Regions from separate parts of the Homo sapiens genome. Here region 1 is linked to region 2. Evidence: read pairs that join two places in POLR2A ChIA-PET (ENCODE). Cell type or tissue: OCI-LY7. All regions are shown on one strand. Each heading gives the region's core, and the rest is flanking DNA. Links, peaks and the distances in the headings are about the cores only.

Region 1 (5,076 bases), core at 1,585-4,084, 190 kb after region 2:
GCGGTGCTTTTTGAGTGAATGAGCGTCATAAAGGGAAACCTTCTGGTTTCCCTTTAGGCTTTCGGGGGCCCCTCCTCTTGTGTCTTTGGCGTGGCAGGGAGCTGAAGTCCTTGCAGTCATGAGCCTGTCCCTTATGGATATAACTGGGAGAAAAGTCTAGAAAGTGCTGCCTGGGGTCCCAGGATAATGTGTCCACCTACCTAAGGCAAGAATGCAATCTATATTATCACCCTTCCCCACGGGTGCAGGATTTATGTCACTCTGGAAGAATGCGGACTCCCTAATCAGTTCACCTACAATGAAACCCCGGGTTTTCAGAATAGATTAAGACCAAAGCCTTTCAGTGAAAATAAATGTTCTGGGCAGAAAAAAAAAATTAATGAAAGTCCTAAGATTTTTTTTAAGTATTAATCTAAAAATGGGAGATACAATGTGCCAATCTCCCTGCTGCTTATTTCCGCTAGTGAACTGGGCTATATGGGAACTTAATAAAACATTCACAGAAGGCGGCCGGCGGTGGCTCACGCCTGTAATCCCAACACTTTGGGAGGCCAAGGTGGGCAGATTGCCTGAGGTCGGGAGTTCGAGACCAGCCTGGCCGGCATGGTGACACCCCATCTCTACTAAAAATACAAAAATTAGCCGAGCGCGGTGGCAGGCACCTGTAATCCCAGCTACTCGGGAAGCTGAGGCAGGAGAATCACTTGAACCCGGGAGGCAGAAGTTGCAGTGAGCCGAGATCGTGCCATTGCACTTCAGCCTGGGCAACAGAGACAGACTCTGTCTCAAAAAAAAAAAAAAAAAAAAAAGAAAAAAGAAAAACAAAACAAAACAAAACAAACAAAAACATTCACAGAAGGCTCAGCTGCAATATTTAAAATCTTTACCAGTGGCCGGGTGCAGTGGCTCACACCTGTAATTCCAGCACTTTGGGAGGCCAAGGCGGGTGGATCACCTGAGGTCAGAAGTTCGAGACCAGCCTGGCCAACATGGAGAAACCCCGTCTCTACCAAACATTAGCCGGGTGTGGTGGTGCATGCCTGTAATCTCACCTACTCAGGAGGCTGAGAGGGGAGGATGACTTGAACCCGGGAGATGGAGGTTACAGTAAGCTGAGATGGTGCCACTGCACTCCAGCCTGGGCAACAGAGCAAGACTCTGTCTCAAAAAAAAAAAAATTTACCAGTCATTTGTATTTCATAAACAGCAGCAATTTCATTAAAATCAGTGCATATGGGGAAAATGGATGCGTAGGTGGTGTCCTATCTTCTTGTTTAATGCTGTGTTAACATATTTTTGCACGTTTAAAAAATTGACATTGATAAATTTTTAGCATGAAGTTGCAGAAGCTGACCTGGGTCCTAACTGTAAAATGCAGAGGAACTCTATCCATGAGGAAGCTTTGTGAAGTCGATTCATTGCTAATGTCCCTGTGAGTATCTAACTTAAAAAGTCCAGTGTAGCCAGGCATGGTGGTGCACACCTGTAATCCCAGTTGCTTGGGAGGCTGAGGCAGGAGGTTCACTTGAGGCCAGCAGTTCGAGGCTGTAGAGCATGGTGATTATGCTCGTGAATGGCCACTGTACTCCAGGCCTGGGCAACATAGGGCGATCCTGTCTCTATTTAAAAAAAAAAAAAGTTCAGCAAGAACTGGAGGGCTATGGAGGACTGAGCATTGAGTTTAGAAAGTTGTCACTACAGGGCGGGCATGGTGGCTCATGCCTGTAATCCCAGCACTTTGGGAGGCCGAGGTGGGGTGATCGCTTGAGCCTAGGAGTTTGAGACCAGCCTGGGCGACATGACAAGACCTCGTCTCTACTAAAAATTTTAAAAATTAGCCAGGCATGCAGGCATGTGCCTGTAGTTCCAGCTACTTGGGAGGCCCAAGTGGGAAGACTAGTTGAGCCCAGGGGTTCGAGTTTCAGTGATCTGAGATCACTCCACTGAATTCCAGCCTGGGCCACAGAATGAGACCCTGCCTCCAAATAAATAAATAAAAAGTAAAAGAAAGTTGTCACAACAAAATGAGGCACACGGAGTTTGAACACCTCTCTTTTTGGGAGAACACACTGAGTAGACAACACTGTGTGTGTGCGTGTGTGCGTGAGCGCATCTGTGAGTGTGTGGGGGGTGCTTTGGATGGGGGAAGAGTGTGAAGGAGGCCATGAATCCATTTATTCTGATAAAGAGCAGGGCCAGGCGCAGTGGCTCACTCCTGTAATCCCAGCTACTTGGGAGGCTGAGGCAGGAGAATCACTTGAACCCAGGAGGCAGAGGTTGCAGTGAGCCAAGATCGCCACCACTGCACTCCAGCCTGGGCGACAGAGCATGACTCCGTCTCAAAAAAAAAAAAAAAAGGAGCAGGAGTATTTATGAAGCAGCCAGGAGCTGGGTATGTGTCCAGGTTGAATCTTTGTGATAAGCATTTGATAACCATTGAGCTTAGCAATAGAGTTATGGAAATGGTACTTAGATGTTTTTCTTTTTCTTTTCTTTTTTTGAGACAGTGTCCTGCCCTGTCATCCAGGATAGAGTGCCATGGCGTGATCATGGCTTACTGCAGCTTCAACCTTCTGGGCTCAAGCCATCCTCCTTCCTCAGCCTCCCAAGTAGCTGGGACCACAGGTGCACACCATCACACCTGGCTAATTTTTAAATTTTTGTAGAGATGGGGGTCTCGCTATGTTGCCCAGGCTGGTCTCAAACTCCTGGCCTCAAGCGATTCTCCCACCTCAGCCTCCCAAAGGGCTGGGATTACAGGTGTGAGCCACCACACCTGGCCTGTGATTGCTTTTCTTAACATGGTACTCTGCCATTATATTCTCTATTAGGAATTTGATATGCTCAGAAGATATAGTGAATTATAGTTGCCTGTTTACTAACATCGGGGTCCTTTCAGGTAGTGTCCACCACAGGAAACATTACTATTTGGGTTTTGTGACCCAGGAATCCATATTTACCTGGCGGCAACGACACAGCCCTCACCTTTCCAGACCTCATCTGGTGGCCTTGTAATCCTGGAGCTGAAGCTGCCTACACACAAGCAATCGGTCGCAGTGTATCCGTGCAGGGTCCCAACCCACTCCAGGATTCATTTCGGGATGGCTTCCCCTCCCTCAGCCAGGTCTCCGGCCCCGTTGCTCTGCATGCTTGCCCATCTCCATCTCCACGGCGATCATGTGTTTGCAGGGAGCCATCAATATCCTCTTCTCTTACGCTTTCTGAATGGGAGAGTCAATCTCAATGGGAAGCTAGCAGGGACTTGGGTGGACAGGTGTCTCACGCTGGATGGGCGAATCCAGGTGGGAGGGAGGGTGGGCTTGCTGTCATTTGTTGGTGGGTCATGGGATTTGCTATGAAGCTGGAGGGAAAATCTGGACCCCTGAAGAGGGGTCCCTTCCCTTCCTAAGGGAAGGCCTCAGCTCCAAGACTGCAGGAGGAGCTGGGTAGCCATTGGATATGGCTAACGCACATGAATCATGACCAGGGTGCACTGTTTGGACAGCAAGTCAGTGGCCCAAGGAGAGAGAGGTTAGTGATGGGAAGCGTCCTGAGACTCACTGATGCATCTTTACATTTTTCTCTTTAAGCATTAGGAAGAGGCCGGGTGCCGTGGCTCACACCTGTAGTGCCAGCGCTTTGGAAGGCTAAGATGGGCAGACTGCTTGAACTCAGGAGTTTGAGACCAGCCTGGGCAATGTGTCAAGACCCCATCTCTACAAGAAATTTTAAAATTAGCCAGGCATTGTGGTAGGTGTCTGTGGTTCCAGCTACTCAGGAGGCTGAGGCAGGAGGATTGCTTGAGCCTGAGAAGTTGAGGCTACAGGGAGCTGTGATCTCACCACTGCACTCCAGCCTGGGCAACAGAGTGAGACCCTGTCTCAATCAATCAATCAATCAAGAAATATTAGGAGGAGAATTTGTTGATGTCTCTTTTCTGTCATAAGCTCGGCTCTCCAAGAGCCTTTTCTTCCCAGGAGGACATGCTGGTGTTTCATGAATCTAGGACTTCTTGCCTGAAGCTTGTAAAGTGCTAGATGGAATGAAAACAGCAGCAGTAAGAGCAGGCTCTTATGCAACCTTGCTACACACAAGGCATTGCTCTAAGTGCTTTGCAGGGGTTAAGAGATGCAGCTGAGTAGCTGAGGACAGTCTAGGGGTGGGGTTTCCAGAGGCTGTCAGGGGAGTGGCCCCCAGTCTCCCTGGTGGAATCCCTGACCATTAATCACACACATAAGTTTCACTCCACAAACATGGGTTGTAAAAACATTACAATCTAGCCAGGCGCAGTGACTCATGCCTATCATACCAGTACTTTGGAAGGCCGAGGCAGGAGGATTGCTTGAGGAGTTCCCGACCCGCCTGGGCAACGTAGCAAGACCCCCATCCTACCAAAAAAAAAAAAAAAAAAAGGCAGGGTGTGTTGGTGTGCACCTATAGTCCCAGCTACTTGGGAGGCTGAGGCAGGGAGATTGCTTGAGCCCAGAAGTTCAAGGCTGTGGTGAGCTATGATTATACTACTGCACTCCAGCCTGAGCAACAGAACAAGACTCTGTTTTTTTTTTAAGCCATAATCCATTATTTTTTTCTAAATTAAATGGAATGTGTTGTGAACCACAATCATTTATTTTATTTACTTATTTATTTTTGAGACGGAGTCTTGCTCTGGCGTCCAGGCTGGAGTGCAGTGGTGTGATCTCGTCTCACTGTAACCTCTGCCTCCTGGGTTCAAGCAATTCTCCTGTCTCAGCCTCCTGAGTAGCTGGGATTACAGCTGTGCACCACCACACCTAATTTTTGTATTTTTAGTAGAGATGGAGTTTCATCACGTTGTCCAGGCTGGTCTCGAACTCCTGGCCTCAAGCGATCCACCTGCCTCAGCCTCCCAAAATGCTAGGATTACAGGCGTGAGCCACCATGCTTGGACCTAGCCACAATTATTTAATACCAGGGCTCCCTGCCATTGCTCCCCAGAGCTGGGAGAAGGTCTCAGGAGCATATTGGGTCAGGTATGTGTGGAAAGGCCCTCCAGGCTCAAATCCACACTGGGCCTGCTCTGTGCCCTGACTCCAAGCT
Region 2 (5,466 bases), core at 990-3,489:
CTAATGAGCCAAAATCAATACCTTTTCTTTTGTTTTTATAGGTTCCAAAGAAAACTAATTTATCAGACTTTGAGCTGGAAGTAAGTATTTATATTGTATGCAGCAGCTCTGTGGGGGACCCAGGATTTAAAGACTAAATATAATCTCTTAGTTCTCATTTCCTTTTTGAAATTCTGCGGTTCTCAGTGATTTGACTACATGAAGTTCCCCCTACTTTCTTAAGTTGAATACTCACTTAATTTTCTTTTGTTATTGTTTTTTAACAGATGCTTTAAGGCTTCTTAAAATAATTATCACTTTGGTGCATCTGTTAAGCTATGGATTGGTAGTGTTTTTGTCCTTTGGGGTATACAATAAATATTTGGTTTTCAGACCTAGGAAATACTCAGATGAATGCTTTTGGTAAAGCAAGAGTTCTTAACTTAGGGTGAGACTATGGATGGGTTTCAGGAGGTCTGTGAATCCCCTGAAATAACATCCAGACTTTTGTGTGTGTATTTTTCCAAGGATGTTTCCCTTGGTTTCCTTGTGTTTGCAGGTGGGTCTTCAACTCAGAAATTGAACATTGACATAGACAGGTGGACATTTCCATTTGACTTTGGGGACCTTGTTCTTCTGTTGGAATCTACCAGTGACATGTATACTGGGAATATACTTTGAACACAACAGGAAAGGGCTGTTTAGTTTGCCCACACTCCTTTCCTGTCATGTCGTCCTTGCAGCCTACTCCACCTGCATTCCAGATCCCTCTCCTCCTTGGCTGATGCAAGCTGTTAATACCATGCAAAACTACAGCAGAGCTGGCCATCTAAAACCTCCTCTTTATATGCCCTGTGCAATCTAAAAAGACTCAGGCCGGGCGCGGTGGCTCACTCCTGTAATCCTGGTACTTTGGGAGGCCGAGGTGGGCAGATCACCTGAGGTCAGGAGTTCAAGACCAGCCTGGCCAACATGGTGAAACCCCGTCTCTACTACAAATACAAAATTTAGCCGGACATGGTGGCACATGCCTGTAATCCCAGCTACTTGGGAGGCAAAGGCAGGAGCATCTCTTGAACCCTGGAGGCAGAGGTGCAGTGAGCCAAGATTGCGGCTTGGCACTCCAGCCTGAGTGGCAGAGTGAGACTCCATCTCAAAAAAATAAATAAATAAATAAAATAAAAAGACTTTCACAATTTCAGTTAGGAAACATTTTTATATTTGGAAGCAAGATTTGACTCTGTGGTAATGAGTTGACTGTATTTTGAGATGTAGGACATTTTAGAAAGTGCCTAAGTCCTGGTCAGGCGCAGTGGCTCACACCTGTAATCCCAATACTTTGGGAGGCCCAGGCGGGAGGATCACGAGGTCAGGACATCGAGACCATCCTGGCTAACACGGTGAAACCCCGTTTCTACTAAAAATACAAAAAATTAGCTGGGTGTGGTGGCAGGTGCCTATAGTCCCAGCTACTTGGGAAGCTGAGGCAGGAGAATGGCGTGAACCAGGGAGGTGGAGCTTGCAGTGAGCCGAGATCGCGCCACTGCCCTCCAGCCTGGGCGACAGAGAGAGACTCTTGTCTCAAAAAAAAAAAAAAAAATAGAAAATACCTAAGTCCTAAAAAAAATTAATTTGAAGTCAAATCCACGTTTATGTGTTTAAGAGCAAGGGTAAGGAAACATTTAGCAGCTGAAACGTTATAAAATAAATGTGCTGTAAAGTCTCCATTGTAGTGATAATTATTTTGTAGTTAATAAAACTTACTTAATTAGTAGCTGGATAGTTGCTTATAAAATACTTTGGGATTTAGCTGTCATTGACTCATCTACTGATACTATGTTTTTCTTTTCTTTAGGTATCCGAAAGGCATTCATGTTGAGACTTTAGAAACTGAAAAGGTAACCCCAAGAATTATCTAGGGCTAACATTAAACACATCCATTGTTACACTGTTAGGGGTTTCTTTTTTTTTTCTTTTTTTTTTTCCCTCAGGGTCTTTCTCTGATTACCCAGGCTGGAGTGCAGTGGTTAGTCACGGCTCACTGCAGCCTTGACTTCCTGGGCTCAGGTGATCCTCCTACATCAGCCTCCCAAGCTGGGACTACAGGCTCGTGCCACCATGCTTGGCTAATTTTTTATATTTTTAGTAGAGACAGGGTTTCGCCCTGTTGCCCAGGCTAGTCTTGAACTCCTGGGCTCAAACAATTTGCCCGCCTCGGCCTCGCAGAGTGCTGGATTACAGGCCTGAGCTACCATGCTCAATCCTTAGTGTGCTGAAAGTCAGAATTTGTATCTTGTCTGTGCTTGTTATGAGCTAGGTAACCTAGGGTAAGTCATTTGATCTCTTTAAGCCTAATTTTCTTCTGTACATTGGGACTGAGCATGATAACGGTGATCTATACTTTCTCATAGCCTTTTTATGGTGATACCGTGGGTAAGTGGAAGTGATGCCTTGTAAACTTGAAAGTATACAAATATTAGTTTGTATTCTTACTATGGCAGAAAGCTATAATGGTACATGTGAAGAAATGGCTTCATGTTGCGTGGGCAGACAAAATTAAATTTTAGAATTTGGGTCGTAAGCACAGCTATTGTCCTGAGTACACAGGGTACACTGATAGAATTGTGATGGGAAGTGGGTGGCTAGTGGTGGGTTCCTTCTGCAGTTTTTCAATTTTATAATTTGTTGTTGCTGTTAAGTCAGGTATAAAATTAGAGATTAAATAAAGTAGAAAAATAATCTTGGTAGATAATTTATCTTTAGTGGACACAAAATATATGAGAAAGAAAGTACTAGTTATCTGACACTTTGGCAGAAAATCCAGAGTTTTTTCTTATGGTAATACAACATATATATGTAAGTTTTGTTAATGTTAATACAACATATACATTTTACTTTAAAACTCTTCAGAAGTCAATGTTCAAATGCAATATAACTTTTTTAGTATTTGTCATAGGAAATGTCTTATTCTCACAGTCTGTTGATATTTTTAACTGATGTCTGTTGGGTTGAATTAGTAAACCGTAGGAAAATGTCATGGAAACACAGAGACAAAATTTGGTTTGTAATGCATTAGCTCAACTTATGTTGGCATTTCAAAGTATTTTCTGTTGTATTTGGCTCATGAAAGACTACAGTGGCTGGGCATGGTGGCTCAGGCCTGTAATCCCAGCACTTTGGGAGGCTGAGATGAGCAGGTCATTTGAGCCCAGGAGTTTGAGACCAGCCTGGACAACATGGTGAAACTCCGTCTCTACTAAAAATATAAAAAGAAATTAGCCAGGCATAGTGGTACATGCCTGTAGTCCCAGCTACTCAGGAGGCTGAGGTGAGAGGATCATCTGAACCCAGAAATTTGAGGCTGCAGTGAGCTGTGATCATGCCACTGCACTCCAGCCTGAGCAATGGGAGTGATAACCTGTCACACATACAAAAAAAGTGTGCGGTTACAAAAATTACAACTTCTGGCTGGGTGTGGTGGCTCATGCCTGTAATCCCAGCACTTTGGGATGCCAAGGTGGGCAGATCACTTGAGGTCAGGAGTTTGAGACCAGCCTGGGCAACATGGTGAAACCCTGTCTCTACTACAAATACAAAAATTAGCTGGGCGTATTGGTGCGCACCTGTAATCTTGGCTACTCTGGAGGCTGAGGCAGGAGAATCACTTGAATCTGGGAGGCAGAGTTTGCAGTGAGCTGAGGTTGTGCCACTGCACTCCAGCTTGGGTGACAGAGTGAGACTGTCTCAAAAAAAAAATTCTAATGGCAGCAGAAATCTGAATTTTTTGGATTAAGTTGTCTCTAGAAAATTGTATATATCTGTGGCCAGGACCGTGGCTCACACCTGTAATCCCAGCACTTTGGGAGACTGAGGCGGGTGGATCACCTGAGGTGGGGAGTTTGAGACCAGCCTGACCAACATGGAGAAACTCCGTCTCTACTAAAAATACAAAAATTAGCCGGGTGTGGTGGCACAAGCCTGTAATCCCAGCTACTCGGGAGGCTAAGGTAAGATAATCGCTTGAACCCAGGAGGCGGAGTTTGCAGTGAGCTGAGATCATGCAATTGCACTCCAGCCTGAGCAACAAGAGCGAAACTCTGTCTCAAAAAAAAAGAAAAAGAAAAGAAAATTGTATATCTGCTTTATGTCTTTTAGAAGGAGCGATATATAGTTATCAGCAAAGTAGATGAAGAAGAACGCAAAAGAAGAGAGCAGCAGAAACATGCCAAAGAACAGGTAATTGGGCTATGTTAATTCTTGGGGGGTGAGAAATGGCAACATAAATATTGATTTATTCCTGTCTATTTCAGATCATATGTTGGATTCAATTTAATGAATAGTTTTCTTTCATAGAACAATGGAATTGGCAGAAAAACCTGGACTAGAATAAGGGGAAGTTAGATTTAAGCATGAGACGTAGCTAGCAAAGTGAGTCTGACGTCACTGATGACCAGTGTCTACTTAAACCAGTCCTGAAGAAAGTACTCTTGATTCTCATTTAGCTTGTGTCACTGAGTGTCACTATCCTTTAATACTGCAACGTCTAACTTCATGTATAGTTACTAGTTTTCCTTAAACCAAGTTCAGAGCACATGATCTGACAGATGAGGATGACATGCTTAGGTTGTACTGTTGGAACATCACCCTGCTTGCTGTGTGAAGAATGGTTTCGAGTGAGTAAGACTGGAGGCAGGAGACTAGTTAAGCTGTGGAGTAACCTAGCTAGGAGATGTTGGTGACCTGGCGTAGGATAGTGAGTAGCAGTGTAGATGGAATCTGGAGATACTTGGAAGGTAGAATCCATGGAATTTATGACTGAATGTGGGTGGTGGAGGAGGAAGGGGGAAGGAGGAAGATGCTCATGCCAGACATTTGCACAACGGGGTAGACTGCACTCCATTCACTTGGAGGGGTTGGCTGGAGTGACATCGGTTGGGGGAAAAGGTGGAGGAGAGAGGAGTGGGTTTGCATGTGGATGAATGTCATGCTCATATGTACATTAGGCAGGGTCACTCCTAATTGACTTAACCACAATGACCCACTTTGGGAGACAGCATATTACCTACACAGGGAAAGATTAGCAAGAGGTGCTGCCTGTGGTCCCTGTCCCACATACTAAAAAGGACAACGCAGAAACAAAAGGTGCCAGTTAGAGGCCAGGTGTGATGGCTCATGACTGTAATCGCAGCACTACTTTAGGAGGCTGAGGTGGGAGGATCACTTTGAGCTCAGTAGTTTGAGACCAGTCTGAGCAACATAGCGAAACCCCATCTCTACAAAAAATACAAAAAAAATTATCCAGGTGTGGTGACGTGCGCCTGTAGTCCTAGCTACTTGGGAGGCTGATGCTGGAGAATTGCTTGACCCCGGGAGGTGGAGGTTGCAGTTGCAGTGAGTTGAGATTATGCCACTGTACTCTAGCTTGGGTGACAGAGTGAGACCTTGTCTTAAAAAAAAAAGATACGAGATGATTGCAGCATGTGTTTT

What was found. ChIA-PET counts read pairs that join two places held together with the same protein. Peaks named below come from ENCODE experiments on the same cell type or tissue, not always from the same donor. Only the 100,000 strongest peaks of a DNase experiment are listed, where the experiment ranks them.
Region 1: POLR2A ChIA-PET joins it to region 2 with 6 read pairs; 2 of 35 experiments call an interaction of 5 or more read pairs at or near these places.

The regions. Positions count from the first base shown.
Region 1 is chr16:14,408,913-14,413,988 of GRCh38, reverse strand. No RefSeq gene overlaps it. Among named protein-coding and RNA genes, the nearest start is that of LINC03107, 17 kb to the left of the region's middle. In OCI-LY7, for the core only: no CTCF peak of the experiment used is centred there; no DNase peak of the experiment used is centred there.
Region 2 is chr16:14,602,895-14,608,360 of GRCh38, reverse strand. It overlaps PARN (poly(A)-specific ribonuclease), which reads left to right. Exons shown (of 24, transcript NM_002582.4): 9 at 42-80; 10 at 1,835-1,877; 11 at 4,135-4,215. Among named protein-coding and RNA genes, the nearest start is that of PARN, 25 kb to the left of the region's middle. In OCI-LY7, for the core only: no CTCF peak of the experiment used is centred there; a DNase peak (open chromatin) is centred at 2,060; H3K4me3 peaks cover 1,890 bases; H3K27ac peaks cover 2,455 bases.